3 separate regions of the Homo sapiens genome follow, and all the other regions are linked to region 2. The links are chromatin loops, found by intact Hi-C in ENCODE. Cell type or tissue: mammary epithelial cell. All regions are shown on one strand. Each heading gives the region's core, and the rest is flanking DNA. Links, peaks and the distances in the headings are about the cores only.

Region 1 (5,889 bases), core at 396-5,395, 410 kb before region 2:
GTTTTCCAAACTGTTTTGGTGATTCAAGTTTAATTCGAAAGGTTAAATGCAGAGTTTCCACATGACCCAGCAATTCTACTCTTATGTATATTCAGAATTGAAAACATATGTCCACACAAAACCTATACATTAATATTTATACCAGCATTATTTAAAATACCCCAAAATGGAAAACACCAAGTATCTATGAACTGATGAAGGCATCAACAAAATATTGTATATTTATAAAATGGAATGTTGTTTGGCAATAAAGGGGAAATGAAGCACTGAGACATGCAACATAACGAACCTGAAAGCACAAAACACCACACACACGATGATTTCCTTTATACAAAAATGTCTAGAATAAGCCAGTCCATAGAGATAGAAAGATGATTATTGGTTGCCAGAGGCTGGGCAAGGCAGGATGAAGAGAGAAGCCTCAGGTGCACCGTTTCTTTCGGGCGTAGTGAAAGTGTCCTGGAAATGCGTCGTGGTGATGGTTGCACAACTCTGTGAATAGACTAAACACTACTGAATTGTAACCTTTAAAAGGGTGAATTTTATGTTATGTCAACTATACCTCAAAACACCTGTTACACAAAACCGATGGGGCTGGGCATGGTGGCTCATGCCTGTAATCCCAGCCCTTTGGGAGGCCCAGGTGGGCGGATCACCTGAGGTCAGGAGTTCCAGACCAACCTGGCCAACATGGTGAAACCCCATCTCCACAAAAAATACAAAAATTAGCCAGGTGTGGTGGCGCACGCCTGTAGTCCCAGCTAGTCAGGTGGCTGAGGCAGAAGAATCACTTGAACCTGGGAGGCAGAGGTTGCAGTGAGCCGAGATTGCACCATTGCACTCCAGCCTGCATGACAGAGTGAGACTCCATCTCAACAAAAATGACAACAACAGCAAATAAACTGATAGAACATAAAATAATAAAGATATTTTAAGTTAAAATCTTAATTAATAAAGAAATGTAATCGATATTAGGATATGAAAAGTGTAAGCAAGCTAAATATTCATCTTTCATATAAAAGAATTAAAGAATGTTATCTGAAGCTGCAAATTTTAAAAAATAGATATAAATGTATTAGCTAGAGTTTTGCAGGTTCCTGCCAATAGAATTGAAAATAGAAAGAGCTCGAAGCAATGGCCTCTGGTTACCAGTAGGTTGTTGAGGAGGCGTGGCATGACTGTGACTTTCTGTTCTCAAGTGCATGTTTATTTTTACCAAGTATTTTAATTTTAATAATTTTAAATAATTACAATAGAATGAAGTAGAACTATAATAACAGCTTACAAAGATTTCCAAGAAATACGTTAAGAAACCAAGTTGCAGAAGAGAGCACACAATTTGATGCCTCGGATTTTTTAAAAAGGAGGAAGAAATTATTACATAACTATCTTTGTGTATGTCTGGGAAACGTCTGGAAATACGAGAAAGCATCGCAGCAACTAACCTGAAAAGTTCGACACGCGGGAGTGAGGCTCGCCGAGCAGGAGGCCTTGTTCCCTTGTAGTCTCTGGACTTTTTTTCCACCGTGACGTTTACCTTTATGGCGCTTTCACACTTAAATAGACAATGGGAACAACTCCTTTTTACATATTTGAAAATTCAGTCTGATTTTCTATTGCCTTTCAAATACTAATCTTCCGATTAGTTTGGAGGACAAACTTGAAAAGAAAGACAGATGATTGAATCTTTTTTTTTTTTTTTTTTTTTTTTTGAGACAGAGTCTCGCTCTGTCTCCCAGGCTGGAGTGGCGTGATCTCGGCTCACTGCAACCTCCCTCTCCTGGGTTCAAGCAATTCTTGTGTCTCAGTCTCTTGAGTAGCTGGGACTACAGACACACGCTACCACGCCCAGCTAATTTTCGTCTTTTTAGTAGAGATGGGGTTTCGCCATGTTGGCCAGGCTGGTCTCAAACTCCTGACCTCAAACAATCTGCCCACCTCAGCCTCCCAAAGTGCTGGGATTACAGACTTCAGCCACTGCGCCTAGCCTTTCAATCTCTGTAGAAGTCATATGTGAGGAGAGAGGATGCCACAGGACTGTTCTTTTAACAGGAAAGGAAACACACAACAACCTCTTCACTTTTGAGCTAAATTAAACTTGAGGTCTTGGAACCTTTCCTCATGGTTTTCCCATAAACAAGGTACCAAGAATTTGAGTAAACCAAATAATGAGGACCAAGAGAAATAGAGCAAGACACTGAGGCAAAGAATTAGTGACTGGGCCAAGCCAACGGCCAGTCACAGGAAAATATGGTCCCTGAGGGAAAGAAACAAGCAGCAAATAAGCCATACAGGGAGGGGGAGACAAGAAACTCTGGCTAGATTTTTATGCAGATTTTAAAGGCTTGGAATGGGGTTTATTTAACTTGAATTCTGATACATTAAAGATGCAGCATGCCCAGTTACAGTTTAATTTTTTAATAAACATATAAATTTCTTTCTTTTTTTTTTTTTTGAAATGGAGTCTCGCTCTGTCACCCAGGCTGGAGTGCAGTGGCACAATCTTGGCTCACTGCAACCTCTGCCACCTGGGTTCAAGCGATTCTCCTGCCTCAGCCTCCCAAATAGCTGAGATTATAGGCATCTGCCACTATGCCCAGCTAATTTTGTATTTATAGTAGAGACGGGGTTTCACCATGTTGTCCAGGCTGGTCTCAAACTCCGGACCTCAGGTGATCCACCCACCTTGGCCTCCCAAAGTGCTGAGATTACAGACATGAGCCACCACACCCGGCCAAACATATACATTTCTTAATGAAGGACTTGGAAATTTCTCCCACCAGCTTGACTAAAGAGCCCAGATCCATTAAGAATGTCTCTTAATGACCACTTGATGGCAGCATGGTTGAAATGCAGGCGCAGTCACTGGCCGCTGTAGTGTTAAAACTTTTCCAGAGCTGTTACAGAGGCAGCAGCCCCATGAATTCAGATACAGCTCTACAGAAATGTACAAGAACAGAAATACTTTTTCAGGCCCTCCAAAATAATTGTGTACCTTGGCCTTCGCTTGCTAAAAGATCAAGCAATGTTCCTTGGCATTCCCAGGAAGGAAGGAAAGAAGGAAGGAAAGGTTGCTCCATCCAGAAGAATTTTAATTTGTCTAGCTACAGTAATTAGATTTTTATTCACAAGCAGCTAGTAGAGAATCACAATGGAATGCACTTAAATTAGGTTAAAAAGGGATCTTTGAAATGTCATTTGCAAAATTAGTTTGTGATATACAATATTCTCCTGGCCTAAGGTTAAGTGGATTTGGGGAAATAGATTTCAAACCAATTTCCCATTCGAAGTTTTTCATTCTTCTCCTCCCCTCAGATTCTCCATTTGGGCATGCAGTCCGGAACATTCACCTCTTCTCCTTTGTTTTAAGTTGGAGGCTTCCACAAAGACCAAATCCTAGAAGGTACCACCACAGCAAAGCAGGCAGTGACTTCCAGCTGTAACCTGCAGACCACCAGGTCCCCCTTCCGTGAAGGGTCCTTGATCCCAGAAATAAATGTTTCATTTCTTTTGTGAGTTTTTGTTTTTACCATTGCCGCCTTCTTATCCTGTGATCCAAAGTGCAAGTAAGGAAAATGTGCATTGTTCAAAGTTAGCCAAGTGAGTACTTTTGTGTGTTGAGGACTGGCAATGAGGGAGCTTGTGAATGTGATTATTAAATGTATACTGCAGTAACTCGCATGGCACAGCAACAGAGACCAACTTCCAATCAAGGGAACTGGCAAGGACAAACCTGAAGCTCAGAACATCTGCCTGTGTTCTGTTGAACTAATGTCAGGAGGCTGCAGCCAGATACCAAGGGCTACAGGCCTCCGAGTTACATGAAGATGGGGTAGAGATGGTGCAAGCTGTCAACCAAAAAGGCCTCTGGTGAGTAGGAGAGCACACCTTCTTCCATTTCAACTTGGTGGAGAGGAGCACTCAGCAGCCCTGCTCCCCAGGACGATGCCTCCTCACTGCCTGGGAAGGAGAGCCCATCACAGGACCAGCAGTCCCTCCAGACACCAGTGGGTGGGATTTAAATGACTTCTATATTCAACACATATTTAGGAAAAGACTTCCAGTCCCATCACAGGTAGCTGCCCCCTTCCTCCCCAGTCCTGTCTCTCATGACCAAGAATCCCAGACACAGCACAGCCAATGGGTGCAAGCACAGCCTGCAGGGTGTGAAGAAGAAGGCAGGGTGCCCGGAGAGCCAGGCTCCAGGGAGGATGTGGACCTGAGCTCCTGGGCTTCCTACCACCCCTCATGGATTCCACATGGCTCTGCAGAAGCTCCAACCCTGGGACCACCCACAGACACACACAAAAGGAGCTCCAGGAAAACCGTGCATTCACCCCCACCCCCCAGCCAGAGGACCACGAACAGAGCAGCCCAACCACAGGAAACCCCTGCAGCAAGACTCATGAGACACACACATGGCCCATCCCCAGGCTCTTAGCAGGGCCGATGAGGGCTGGACCTTCCACCTCCCCACCCCCACTCCTGCCAGGGCCTCGGGCTGCGCTGAGCATCAGTTGGCTCCATCCCACCCCCTGCACAAGCAGGCAGCACCCTGACCTATCCAGGGCAATGTCAGTGGGTCCGTTGTGGAGCTGAGCCCCACTCCACCCCACCCGGCAGCAACAACCCTGAGCAAAGCAGTGTGACATGGGGCTGCTCACTGCCCTGTGCCCTCCCTGGCAAGCCCCTCACCATAAGAAAGGATAAGGGGTAGGGGGCAGGTTGAGTCCACTTTTTCCCCTCAGTATCAACCGGGCTGAGGAGGGAGCCCCCTCCCTGTGTAGCATCACTGAGGCTAAAGCTGGCAGTGGGAGGCAGGCCGTGGCACCGGCTTCCCCACAGCCTCCCTGGGGTCAGCAGGGCCCAAGGAAGCTGAGTGTAGCCGAAGCCCCACATCCACCTGAAGATACTAGAAGGGCCAGGGGAAGGTTATCATCACCCCACCTGCCTGCAGCCACCCAGCACGGTCAGGGCTCTGCTGCGGCTGTAGTGCCACGTGTACCCAGCCCAGCGGACAGCACCTGCTGCAGACGAAGACGCCAGCAGCTCGGGAGTCTCATAAGATATCCTAAATGTACGGGCTCCGATCCAAAGTCACTCAGCATACCAAGAACTAGGATAATCACAACTGGAAGGAGAAATAAACCGATGGATGACAACACGGAGATGAGTCAGAGGCTATCATTAGCTGAGCAGGATCTTCACATAACCATCATAAATACACTTCAGCATGTATGAATTCCCGTGGAATAAATGGAAAATTAGACAATTTTAGCAAAAGAATAAAGAAGAACCAAAGGAGGCCGGGCATGGTGGCTTACGCCTGTAATCCCAGCACTTTGGGAGGCCAAGGCAGGTGGATCACCTGAGGTCAGGAGGTCGAGACCAGCCTGACCAACATGGTGAAACCCCACCTCAACTAAAAATACAAAAATTAGCCTGGCACGATGGTGGGCACTTGTAGTCCCAGCTACTCGAGAGGCTGAGAGAGGAGAATCACTTGAACCCAGGAGCCAGAGGTTGCAGTGAGCAGAGATCATGCCACCTCACTCCAGCTGGGTGACAGAGTGAGACTCGGTCTGAAAAAAAAAAAAAGAAATTATAAAGCAAGAAAACACAATAACCAAAAGACAAACAAACCTAAAACCTCAATGCGTGGACTCAACCAGGACAGCGAGAGGACAAAAGACTGGACGAGGGCCAGAAGTCACCAACTCAGAGCAGCATTGAGGAAGTGGGCTGAGGAGAAAGAACAGACTCTCAGGAGCCTGTGTCATCCTCAGAGGAAAGAGAAAGTGAAACTGGAAGGTATATTTTTTAAATGGCTGTAAACTTCCCAAGTTTAGTGAAATATACTAAAGATTCAAGGATCTGAGAAAATTCCAA
Region 2 (5,889 bases), core at 448-5,447:
GGGGTGGATGTGTGTGTCTCGCATTTTCCCAGCTGCCTCTCCTTTCCCCTTCTTCCTTGCTCCCGGAGACTTCCTTGTGGATTCCTTCCCAGAACTTGGTCTGAATTCCCTAATAGACATTCTCCTAGCGGGATGAGTCCCCCTTTACAGCACTCGGGAAATGCCTGCTCCTCTAGCTGTCTCTGATCCACCTCTCCTGTCTTTCAACTAAGGCCCCCACATGCCAGACCATCGTTGGTGGACCTCGTCACCAGCATGAAGTGGGCTCTTGGAGTTGTCGACTGACTAGTTCACAATTAGTGACTCATAGCATCTCACTCATTTCCTTTTCATCAGTAGGAGGCAGCAGTCTGCACTTTTGCATCACATTTCAAAGACATCTGTGTGTTTGTTCTCGTGCAGAACACTTTGACTATTGTAACCTCTAGGTCCATGAATGACCCTCATCTTCAGTAAAAGTGGATTCACGCTGGCAAAGTCTGCTTTGTTTTATTGTGACACATGGAACATTATGGATTTTGGTGAATAAAAACTAACTTAAATTGAAGTCATTCTTGTAAAATGAAAATACATTTTTCTGCTGTTCTTAACTTTATAATATAGATACATACTATGTCTTATGAAATAGTAAATGGAAAACACGATTCAAAAAGCGCTATTTTGGTAAATAACTTGCATAAAGGGCATATGGACAACACAAGTCCACAACACAATAGACAACAGACAACACAACCTGTTACACAGGCACTCAAGTTCGTCTGCAGATTTGGTTTTCTTTTTTTTTTTTTTTTCACTCCTGATGCCCAGGCTAGAGTGCAATGGCGCGATCTTGGCTCATTGCAACCTCTGCCTCCAGGGTTCAAGCGATTCTCCTGCTTCAGCCTCCCGAGTAACTGGGATTACAGGCATGCACCACCACGCTGGGCTAATTTTGTATTTTTAATAGAAATGGGATTTCTCTGTGTTGGTCAGGCTGGTCTTGAACTCCCAACCTCAGGTGATCCGCCCGCCTTGGCCTCCCAAAGTGCTGGGATTATAGGCGTCAGCCACCAGGCACAGCCTACAGATTTGGTTTTCAATATCACTTGACATGCACAAAGTACGGGTGAACAAGCACTTTTATTCTTTTTTCTTTTTTTCTTTTTTTTTTTTTTCTTTTTGAGATGGAGTCTCGCTCTGTTGCCCAGGCTAGAGTGCAGTGGCGCAATCTTGGCTCACTGCAACCTCTGCCTCCCAGGCTCAAGAGATTCTCCCACCTCAGCCTCCCGAGCAGCTGGGATTAGGACCACCACGCCTGGCTAACTTTTGTATTTTTAGTAGAGACAGGGTTTCACCATGTTGGCCAGGCTGGTCTCAAACTCCTGACCTCAGGTGATCCTCCCGCCTCGGCCTCCCCTCAGCTGGGATTACAGGCGTGAGCCACCGTGCCTGGCCACAAGCACCTTTTTTCTTTATCTCCTATGTTTGAAATTAAAATGAAAAAAATGTATAAACCTTATTTAATTAACAAGTGATGAGTCATTTTTAGTAAATGGACCTAAATACCTTAAGAAAGCCATCAAGTGTCAAATAGAGAGATGTAAGCTACCATGGAGAGCCTTTCGGGACGTATGGAAGGAACCAGTTTGCAATGACAACATGCTGTGGGTGGTGCCTACCTACACTGAAAGATTCGGATGGGTTTTTCAGAGTGCCCTCTTCACTGTCTTCCTTCACCCAGCCCGCCTCCTCTTCCAGGACTCCGACCCACTTTCCTCCTGCGCCCTCTAGTGTCTGTCTGCTTTTCCGTTCCCCCCATTTCTACCTTAGGATTTTTCTGTGCCTTTCATTCATCCTCCGTCTGCGTCTCCCGTGGTACTGACTTCAAAACCCCTGACTGTACCGAAACTCGGTGTGAACGAGGACTGCAGTGCTGCTGGGGATGCATTCTCCATTTGTACTTGAAGAGTTACGTCAAAACCTAAACTGTAGGCCTGACAGATAATGATAATTTGTCTATGGCAAAAACATAAGCTTAACTGCCTATCCTAATATAACAGGAAGCTAAACTATTTATACTGAACTGAATTCTCCTACATTTACAACTCATAAACCTGCAGCTTCCTGGACAGGCAGCAGACACTCCCAAACTCCGCTGTGTCCTAGTATATAATACTTTCGGCCAACCTACATGTGTAACTTACATCATTTTCAGAATATGAATGCTTCAAGTGGCATATTAGACATTAATAATTTAAGCAATGAAATTAACTGATACAGAATATATAGGTAAATAATAAAAGAAGTAATTAAAAATCTTTGTTTCATCAGTTCATATTAGCTATATATGTTCTCAAGTCTCAAAGAAAAGGTATTATTTCAAAGCAACTTAAAAAATATTTAAAAATTAGCACCCTATAGTTCTCATTTAATAAGTTAAATGGGTAATTAATTGGCATTTTATTTCAATAGAAGCTTATTTCAAAAAGCTTTCTACAGAGTTATTTTGTGTAAAATGGTAATTATGCCCACAATTTTCTAAATGAAGCTTGCAGAAAGGGCTCATTTTTGCCATAAACATAATTTTCATTGATGTTTCCCTTAAAGACAAATGTTTCCTTCACTGAAATAGACTTTTGGAAATTGTTTAATTATTTTTACCTTGGCAATTATGTCACCTTCCTTGAATATCCTCATTAATTACATTGCCACTGGTACCTCTGAAGTATTTGGTGTTTTCTTAAGTTCTTTAAGCTCTTTATTTTATTTTATTTTATTTATTTATTTTTTGAGACAGTCTCGCTCTGTCGCTCAGGCTGGAATGCAGCGGCCTGATCCCGGCTCCCTGCAACCTCTGCCTCCCGGGTTCATGTAATTCTCCTGCCTCAGCCTCCGGAGTAGCTGGGATTACAGGCTCGCACCACCAAGCCCGGCTAATTTTGGTATTTTTAGTAGAGACAGGTTTTGCCATGTTGCCCGGGCTGGTCTCAAACTCCTGACTGCAAGTGACCCGCCTGCCTGGGCCTAAGTTCTTTAAGATCTTAATGTAGAGTCTGAAAAGAGGGTTTCAGTCTGGGATTAAGTGCCTTTTTTTTTTTTTTTTTTTTTTTTTGCGACGGAGTCTCCTGCCTCAGCCTCCCTAGTAGCTGGGACTACAGGCGCGCACCACCATGCCCAGCTAAGTTTTTGTATTTTTAGTAGGGATAGGATTTCGCCATGTTGGCCAGGATGTTCTCAAACTCCCAACCTCAGGTGATCCGCCCACCTCGGCCTCCTGAAGTGCTGGGATAACACGTGTGAGCCACCGCTCCCGGCCAAGTGCCAATTACTTAATATTCCTAACTTTTTAACATATCCTAAAATACAACTCCACACCCAAGTTCAGGCGCTCGCGGATGGTCTTTTGTTGGCCGCACTCCTCCCTCCGGCTCTGCTCCAGCCCAGCCCCAGCCTCCTACCCTGGGGGCACCGCTGTCCCGCGGCCGAAGAAGCTGCGCCGCACCGGCCTCTGCCGCCACCTGGCGCCCGGCCGGGGCACGACGCACTGGACACCTTCCTAATAATATGAGCCGCACGCTCCCGTGGGGCACCCCTGACCCTCGCGGCCGCGCGTCTCAGCGCCCCTTCCGTGGGCTGCGGGTCTCACCCCCCAATCCCACTCCCACGTGGGCCCAGGTTCCTTCCGGGTTGAAAGCAGGGAACCTGCAGAGCTCACTCATCCTAAAAACGACCTTAATCCTGCTAGCCTCCAGGAGCCCCGCACCCTGCTCGCCCTGGCCCCGGGGAGGGCACCCCATCCCGCCACCCCACACCCCAGAGCCGACTCAGGGCTAAATCCTCCCCTTAGCTCCGTCAGGGCCCTGAATGACCCCCCCGCACACCCGTGCGCACTTCCCCTGGGCTGGCCTGACCCCCATACCTGCAGCCCCTTCTTTGCCCAGTCCCTCAGCTGCTCTCAAAGCCAGTGTCCTCAAGACTGCGCCTGTCACGGTCGTGCGTGGTCCCCACGCAGTCGGCGCCTAGACCTATCCTACTGGATCGCCCAGAGGCCTCAACGGAAGGCTGTGCTTTCTTTTTTCTTCTTTGGGGGGCGAGGGAGGCAGGGAGAGGGGTCTCGCTCTGTCGCTCAGGCTGGAGTGCTGTGGCGCGATCTCGGCTCACTGCAACCTCTGCCTCCCGGGTTCAAGCAGTTTCCTGCCTCAGCCTCCCAAGTAGCTGGGACTACAGGGCCCCGCCATCACACCCAGCTAATGTTTTTAGAGATGGGGTTTCGTCATGTTGGCTAGGCAGGTCTTGAACTCCTGACCTCAAGTTATCCTCCCGCCTCAGCCTCCCAAAGTGCTGAGATTACAGGCATGAGCCACTGCTCCGGCACTTAAAATCCACTTTTCATTACACATCACAATAGAATTGAGAAATGGTTTGTTCTTGTTATGTAGAATAAGAGATGACACTTCAAAATGATGATTTTTAAAAATTTTCGCTCAGCTCATGGGGCACCCACTTATTGAGCTTTTTATCTTTCCAATTTGCTTCAAATGCCAAACGACCATTGAATGGCCAACGTTGAGTTCTTTGGCAACTTCTCCTGTAGCGTAAGAGGATCAGCTTTGATGACTGCCCTCAATTGATCACTGTCAACTTCTGAAGGCCGGCATCTATTGGCAAAACTTCTCGAACCACCACTGCACTGTGTGTGCCCTAGCAGTTTCTGGGCCAAATGAATTGTTGATGTTGCCAGTTGTCTCTTCTGCATTTTGACCTCAAATAAGAAAATTGCTCAAATTTGCTTTTTGTCTAACATCATTTCCATAGTCTAAAATAAACGTAAAATAAACAGCAAGTAATGTCATTAGCAAAAAAAATAAAGCGAGAAATGCCCGTTAAAATGATGTATGACATATTTATTTAAGAACATATTCCAATATCAAACAGCAAATTCCAACAATGCAAAAACCACAATTACTTTTGCATTCACCTAAAATTGGAACGATACAGAGAAGACTAGCATGGCCCCTTAAAAAAAAATACATAAACTGCAGAAGGGATTATTTTATGTAGTCTAATTTGTTTTGTTTGTTTGTTTAGACCTAAGTATTGGCCAGTTTTTCATCCTTACATTTTTGTGTGTCTGACCTTCATCTGGCATCATCTTCCTTCTGCCTGATATACAGGTATATTTTTTACAAGTTTTCTTAGTGAGGATGTCTAGTGGCAAACACTCATTTTTTTTAACTGAAAATGTCTTTATCTTACCCTAATTCTTTTTTTTTTTTTTTTTTTTTTGAGACTAGATCTCACTCTGTTGCCCAGGTTGGAGTGCAGTGGCACAATCATAGCCTAGTATCCTCCATCTCCTGGGCTCAAGTTATCCTTCTGCCTCAGCCTCCCAAGTAGCTGGAACTACAGGCATGCACTGCCATGCCCAGCTAACGTTTTAAAAATTTTATTAGAGACAAGGTCTCACTATGTTGCCCACGCTGGTCATGAACTCTTGAGCTCAAGCTCCCCGCCTCCCAAAGTGCTGGGATTACAGGTGTGAGCCACTGCACCCGTATTTTGCTCTAATTCTTTTTTTTTTTTTTTTTTTTTTTGAGATGGAGTTTTGCTCTCGTCAGCCAGGCTGGAGTGCAATGGTGCGATCTCGGCTCACTGCAACCTCCACCTCCTGGGTTCAAGCACTTCTCCTGCCTCAGCCTCCCGAGTAGCTGGGATTACAGGCACGCACCACAACACCTGGCTAATTTTTTTTGTATTTTTAGTAGAGATGGGGTTTCACCATGTTGGTCAGGCTGGTCTTGAACTCGTGACCTCAGGTGATCCGCTTGCCTTGACCTCCCAAAGTGCTAGGATTACAGGCAAGAGCCACCACGCCCGGCGCTCTAAATATTAAAATATATTTTTTTTCTA
Region 3 (5,889 bases), core at 396-5,395, 180 kb before region 2:
TGGTTCTGAGTGGCCATGCTCACTCCCAAGCACAGGCTGAATGAAAAGAAAACTGTGCAAGTAGCTTGTATGGTGGGAAGCCCCCAGCAGAGGCTGAGGGTGCAGCCAGGTGCTCTGGAAGCCTTGAGGCCTCTGGTGTCATCTTCCTCACCTCTAAATAAGAGATGGGCTAGGTTGGTCAAGGTCCTCCCTGTCCTAAAACACTTTAATGAAATGGAAGAAAGGCTGCAGGCTGATAGAGGAGGGACAGTCTGGTTTGGTTCCCTCAAGTCTTCAGGAGAGGGCTCAAGGACAGTCTCCCATTTCTTGTTGGCAAAATGTAAAGTGCAGTCTGGACCCTGTCCATTGAGTAGAGACTCAGGAGGCCAACCAAGATCCCTGAAAAGCTAACAGCGTGGTCAGCCTTCCCACAGACAGTGCACCCACCGTGGGAGGACACTTCGCCCCCCATTGTTAACGTCCACCGCGCCCAGACTCCCACAGCGAGCTCCTTCCCTTCCTCCCCATGTTTGCAGTGGAGTTCCCACTCGAGAAGACAGCACAGTAGCAAGTAGAGGCTGGTCCTGGGACACTCGCACCCATGTGTGTCAGGAAGCCCCTGCGGTCACACGGCCCATGAGGAAGCCAGAGGGGCTGCTGGGGCTGATGAGGCCAGGGCAGGGCGGCCTGCTCTTCCATAAATGACAGCTGGCACCAAAGCCCAGAGCTGGCAGCCTCCACCTGAGGAGTGGCATCTCCATGAACGGCTTGTGTTCTCGCACAGCCCCATTGCGTAGATGAGGAAACTGAAGCTCAGAGAGGTTCCTGCCCTTGCCCAAGGCCACACAGCCGGATGAGCTAGAAAGGTGCTAGGGGACTGGGAGGTGGGGGAGCTGAGACGCTGTCCCGCTGCTGCCAGGATGCGGCCGCCCCCCGTGCCAGCCAGGCCTGCCTCCTCCCTCTGTCCGGCTCAGCAGCCCCGGCCTCCTGTTGCTCCCAGTCCGAGCTATGGCCAAGGGAGACTGATTCCTGCTCACCCTGGGAGAGAGCTCAGGATTTTGTCTCAAAACCTTATAAAAGATACGAGGCTCGACATTTTACTAAGGCCGAGGACTCTTGATCTCCCAGACAGATCCTAGAACCACAGGGCACATGTGACCAGAATCCAATCTGTGCAAATCAATCAGCAAAAGGAGCCCCCAGCAAAGGCGCAGGCCGGGGCCTCCGGGGACCGGCACCTACACAGCGCACAGCCCCCCAGGGTCCGAGTCCTCCAAACCCGTGTAGGCAGGAGCCTCCTTACCTTGATTTGCTTGATGTTTGCTAATCTTCTCTTGAACACCCCACAGCGTGAAGGTAAGCAACTGTTCCCTAAACGACTTAGATCCTTAAAATATGTGTGGTTGGGCCGCATATCTCATGAGAGAGCCTCCGCCCAAACCAGAGCCCTCCTCTCTCTGCGGCCAACACCCTGGTAGACCTGGGGGAGCAGCCTCTCCCGCCCCCACCCCCTCAGCGTGGTGCTGGCCCGTGGCTCCTGAACCACTCACCAGTCCAGTCCGGGGCCTGGGCCCTTCCCCGGGGCCCTGGTGGCAGCTCCCAGTGGCTCAAGCAGCGTGCCCAGCACCGCGGGTGGAGGTTGAGCTCCGTGGTCTTCTCTTGCAGGGGGCCGAAGGCCAGAGACCAGGATTTGGCTACGGAGGCAGAGCGTCCGACTATAAATCGGCTCACAAGGGATTCAAGGGAGTCGATGCCCAGGGCACGCTTTCCAAAATTTTTAAGCTGGTAAGGTACCCTCTGCTCAGCTCCACTGAGCGGGGACTAAGGGCTCCCAGAATCCCCAACTAAGCTGAGTACAAGGGTGGCTGCCGCCTCTGGCTCAGCCGCACTGTACCCTGGACGTGCTCTGTCCCAGCAGGCGTGCAGGGGCTCAGGTGGCATTGCCCACCCGCATTTACGCGTGGATTTCCTCCGAGATGCATGTGAAGCCGGAGGTGCTTGAGGAAGGGCTGCGCCTGGGCTGGTTCAGGGGCCCTGGAGCAGGCGACTGACCTTGACTCTGGGGCAGGGCCCAGCTGGAGTCCAACTTGCTCATGCCCAGGGGTTGGGGCCCTCAGGGAGCTAAAGCAGGAGTCAAGCAGACGTGGGTGTCGGGGGGAGATCCCTGGAGCCACGGGAGGGAATGCCCAGGAGACCTCCAGGGAGTGGGGAGTGTCCCGTCGGCTCATGAGGACCTGGAACCAGACCCAGGACGAATGCCAGGCCCGCTGTTTATAAGCTCTGTCTCTGAGACTTGGTTTTCTCATCTGTAAAATGGAGGTAACCCGCCCACTCAGCTCACAAAATCGCTGTGAAAGTAAAAGGTAGTGACAAACACAAAACGCGGCTGGCAGGTGCGCGGCTCGGATTCCTTAGATAAGCAGTCACCTTTATTATTGTTAAACGTCACCCAGAAAACCCTTAACTCTTAGACAGCGGCTCTCATTAAGCAAAAGGGGAGGCACATGAAGCTCCAGGCAGGGCCGGGAGGGAACCGTGAAGCCAAAGGCTCTGGGAGCCCCCAGGCACCTGCGTTTGCATTTTCATCCTGGAGGAGACCAGGCTTCTGGGGCTGCTCCCCGGGGTGCAGAGAGGAGGGGTCTTTCTTGGTGTGTAACATACTCATTGATTCAGTCACCTGACCTTTGACTCCATGTATTTTGTTGAGTCTGGATGTGTGGTGTGCTCTGCCCAGCAGCGGGGATCCACATGAGCACAGACATGGTCCCCCCGCGTCCTTGGTGAGTGCAGAACCTCTGCCGTGAGCCTCGATTCTGGGAGGTTCTGGGAGGTTCTGTGGACAACAGGCAATTCAGGGCACAGCCCCTGCTCTTAAGGATAGCCGGTCTTAGGAGAAGCTTTTAATATGTGAAGTGAGCAGGGAGTAACTGAGCTGCTAAGTAAGCAGCTTTATGTCAGATGAAGTGGTAGGCAGGATCCACTCCTCAACGTAAATTCTGAGTTAAGAAAAAAATTCTCCAAATATTCAAGTCTCAGGGCCATCATGCTGTACATTGCCGCAGTTCTGGGATGTGGCCACAAGAGGGCGGAGATGAGGCTCCCCGGGGAGCAGTGTCTGAACCCAGCACTGCAGTCAGGACGGCCCCGCCCCACCTGGCCAGCACGTCACCTGCCTCTGAATCGCCTGGGATGCACGCCCAGACCCCTATCTGCGCTCCGCCACAGCCTCACTGAGTCAGAATGTCCAAGGGCGAACTAGGTGTTGCTAGTTGTGATGATTTTGCAGACACCGTGCTCACCTGGGAAACACGGATTCATCCCATCTGGAAAACTAATTACTCCACTACCAGCTTAAGGACTGTTAGACACACCGGGAGAGCTGAGTGCTGGCTCAGAGTTGATGGGAGGGCCCAGATGAGTGAGGGGCCCCATTTAGCAAATATTGTCCTTGCAATATATGCAAGGCTTACAACCAGTCACTCAAAGATGCTTGCAAGGCCAGAGCTTACCAAGACCACCCTGAGGAACAGAAAGCTGCATTTAGATCTGCACATTTACTGTGTGCAAATATAACCAGTGTACTATACACATGTGTTTCCTGAAATAAGTTCAGTATTTTCCCTGAACTTTTTTGTAAGAAGCTTTTAAAAATTATTTAATTTCTGTAGAGTTCAAGGGAAGCTTCTATGTATCAAAGCAAATTTCAAATCATATGGTTGTAATTAAATTTTACTGCATAAAAAGTTCATAACTGGCCTACTATGGCCATATGGCTGAATTAGTTGACTTGGAGCACTTCCAATAGATTAATAAATCAGCTCCCCCAGAAATGAGGGGGTCTAGAGGCAGGCAGATGGAGAGGACAGGGACTTCATAGCATTTAACATCATTTTACCATCTTTCCTTCCTGTTCTTTTTGGTGCTGTTGGAAATCAGTAGTGAGAGGAAAACACTCAAATCTGGAAGTCTAGCGCTGTCGGTAGGAACTGGGTAGAAAAAACTATGCATGTCCCCCCATCACTCGGAAACTACATCAGAACATCATAGGAGCATCCTGTTTCCATGTGCATTAGTTTCCACGAACATACATGTGAATGTTTTCCCACCTGTAGTGTTGCTGTGGAGTTGTGAGATGTCAAAGTGGAGGCAAGAGTATCTGCCTTTTGCAGTAGGCTCTGTTCTTTTCCTGTCCTGAGAGAGGAGGTCAGTCTAACCCTCACCTTGTGAGTTCAGCCTTATACTGACCTGAGCCCAGGGTGGATCAGATGCTGAGATCATGTGACTCCAAGTTGCAAGACACGTAATAGAGAGAAGCGTGACTGTTGCATCCATGCAGGCTCTAATCCTGGCTCCTTCGGGCTGGCTGAGCTTTGGCTCCTGAGCTATAAAGAGAGGATGATAGGAACACCTACTCCAGGAGGTGCTGTGAGCACAAAAGAGAAAACGGGGAAAAACGGGTTTCCTGCATGGTCAGTGCTCAACAAATTGTAGTTTCAATGATAAAAAGTAAAACCAATACACCCACCATTTTCAATGTCAAAAGGGGGCATCAAGAAAGTTAAGATTGTACCTCGGTAGGTTACCTTGCCAGAGGCTGCAGGGAACTTACTCCATTTCAGCACAGAAGCACTTTGTTTCATAGGACAGTGGTTCTACCACTTTCCAGGAAGTCCAAAGGCTGATCTCTTGGAAATGCAGCAAAAGGTGAGGTGAGTGCCAACTTCTGGGCTACTCCAGAGGGCAGCTCCAATGCCAGAGATGTTCAAGTTAAGCCAGGATCAAACAGGAAAAACCCACGCTCCCGAGGGAGAGGCTGGCCCTCGAGGGGCAGGGCCCTGCACCTGTCAGTCCCCAGGCCGGCAGGAGGCCTCCACGGTATGTGAGAAAGCTGCCTGTCTTGGGAGGGAAATCTCACTAGATGGTTCCTGAAGCGGCTTCGCAGGCTAGCATTTCATAAACGTTTTCACTTGTGAAAACAAAAATCCCTTGAGTGAGTTGTGTAAGCACAACATAGAGGCTTGTTTATAATGCTACGTATGTACTTGGAAAACCCCCCAAGAAGTCAGAACTGTCACCTTGGTCTGTTAGCTGCGTTACTTGGAAGGATTCTTGGCGTCTGCGCTCTGGTTATTTGTGTTACTGGGCAGTGTGGAAGACGTAGAATTAGATGAGGACAGTGTTGGTTCGTTGCTGATCGGCCACGGTAAAGAGCATATTTCTTTTCTATCTTGCTTTCTGGGGGCTCTTCGCCAAAATTGATCATTTCATAAAAGAGGGGAAACCCAAGGAGAGAGACTAAACTTTGAATAAAAATTTGAATGCAAAAAAAGTGCAGTTCTGCTTCGTCGATCTAAGTGACATTCTGAGTGACCAACGCATTCCTCTTTCTAGAGGGATGGCCACGCCTGGCTACCTCCACACCGTGGGCCACAGCACACCTGTGCACCATCTCAATTAGCTGCCAACTCTCTTTTAAACATCGAAATTATTTGTCCCCCAAACGTGTAAATGCATGGTTTTAAGACCCCTTCAAGTCAAAGTTTGCAGACAAAGCTCTCTGTGCATTTGATTTGTCTGGTGTGGCAGATGAGATGGCACATAGGAGGGACGTCCCCAGGGATGGACACGTGGCTTTGCTCTTTGCTGGCGCGTGTAGCAAGGGGTGTGCTAGGGTCCCGCCGAAAAAGAAGTTGCTCCTGTTGTCGCTGGCAGTTCCCCTCGGCTGCCCTGGCACCTCTAGCTGACGAGAAAAAGTGCTCATTCAAAGCAAAGCAATGGAGCGGCTGCACTTTCACCCACAGAAGTGCAGCGTTGTTTTGCAGAGCAGTGGTTATGCCAGGCACCACTCCCTGGGGCCTGGGAATCCGATTCCAGTTCTCTCTCACAGAACTGGAAATTCAATTAGCATTT

The links. A loop is a pair of places that touch in the nucleus more often than their neighbours do. Peaks named below come from ENCODE experiments on the same cell type or tissue, not always from the same donor. Only the 100,000 strongest peaks of a DNase experiment are listed, where the experiment ranks them.
Region 1: a loop joins it to region 2, with 7 times the contacts of the local background. A loop is called at or near these places in 18 of 110 quality-filtered maps.
Region 3: it touches region 2 in a loop (17-fold over the local background); 81 of 110 quality-filtered maps call a loop at or near these places.

What each region holds. Positions count from the first base shown.
Region 1 is chr18:77,208,986-77,214,874 of GRCh38, reverse strand. No RefSeq gene overlaps it. Among named protein-coding and RNA genes, the nearest start is that of GALR1, 38 kb to the left of the region's middle. RefSeq lists an enhancer at 5,490-5,549. In mammary epithelial cell, for the core only: a CTCF peak has its summit at 2,838 (motif pointing right); no DNase peak of the experiment used is centred there; H3K27me3 peaks cover 120 bases.
Region 2 is chr18:76,799,813-76,805,701 of GRCh38, reverse strand. The region is part of intron 2 of ZNF236-DT (ZNF236 divergent transcript); the gene reads left to right. It also overlaps the pseudogene RNU6-346P. Among named protein-coding and RNA genes, the nearest start is that of ZNF236-DT, 20 kb to the left of the region's middle. RefSeq lists a silencer at 3,377-3,426. In mammary epithelial cell, for the core only: CTCF peaks have their summits at 1,763 (motif pointing left) and 3,498 (motif pointing left); DNase peaks (open chromatin) are centred at 1,781 and 3,491; H3K4me3 peaks cover 749 bases; H3K27ac peaks cover 393 bases.
Region 3 is chr18:76,980,650-76,986,538 of GRCh38, reverse strand. MBP (myelin basic protein) reads left to right here. Exons shown (of 9, transcript NM_001025101.2): 8 at 1,645-1,764. MBP-AS1 (MBP antisense RNA 1) reads right to left here. Exons shown (of 3, transcript XR_935667.3): 1 at 4,563-5,889; 2 at 4,225-4,361; 3 at 2,387-2,812. Among named protein-coding and RNA genes, the nearest start is that of MBP-AS1, 3.2 kb to the right of the region's middle. RefSeq lists enhancers at 2,908-2,997, 2,797-3,646, 5,172-5,231. In mammary epithelial cell, for the core only: a CTCF peak has its summit at 3,058 (motif pointing right); a DNase peak (open chromatin) is centred at 3,148.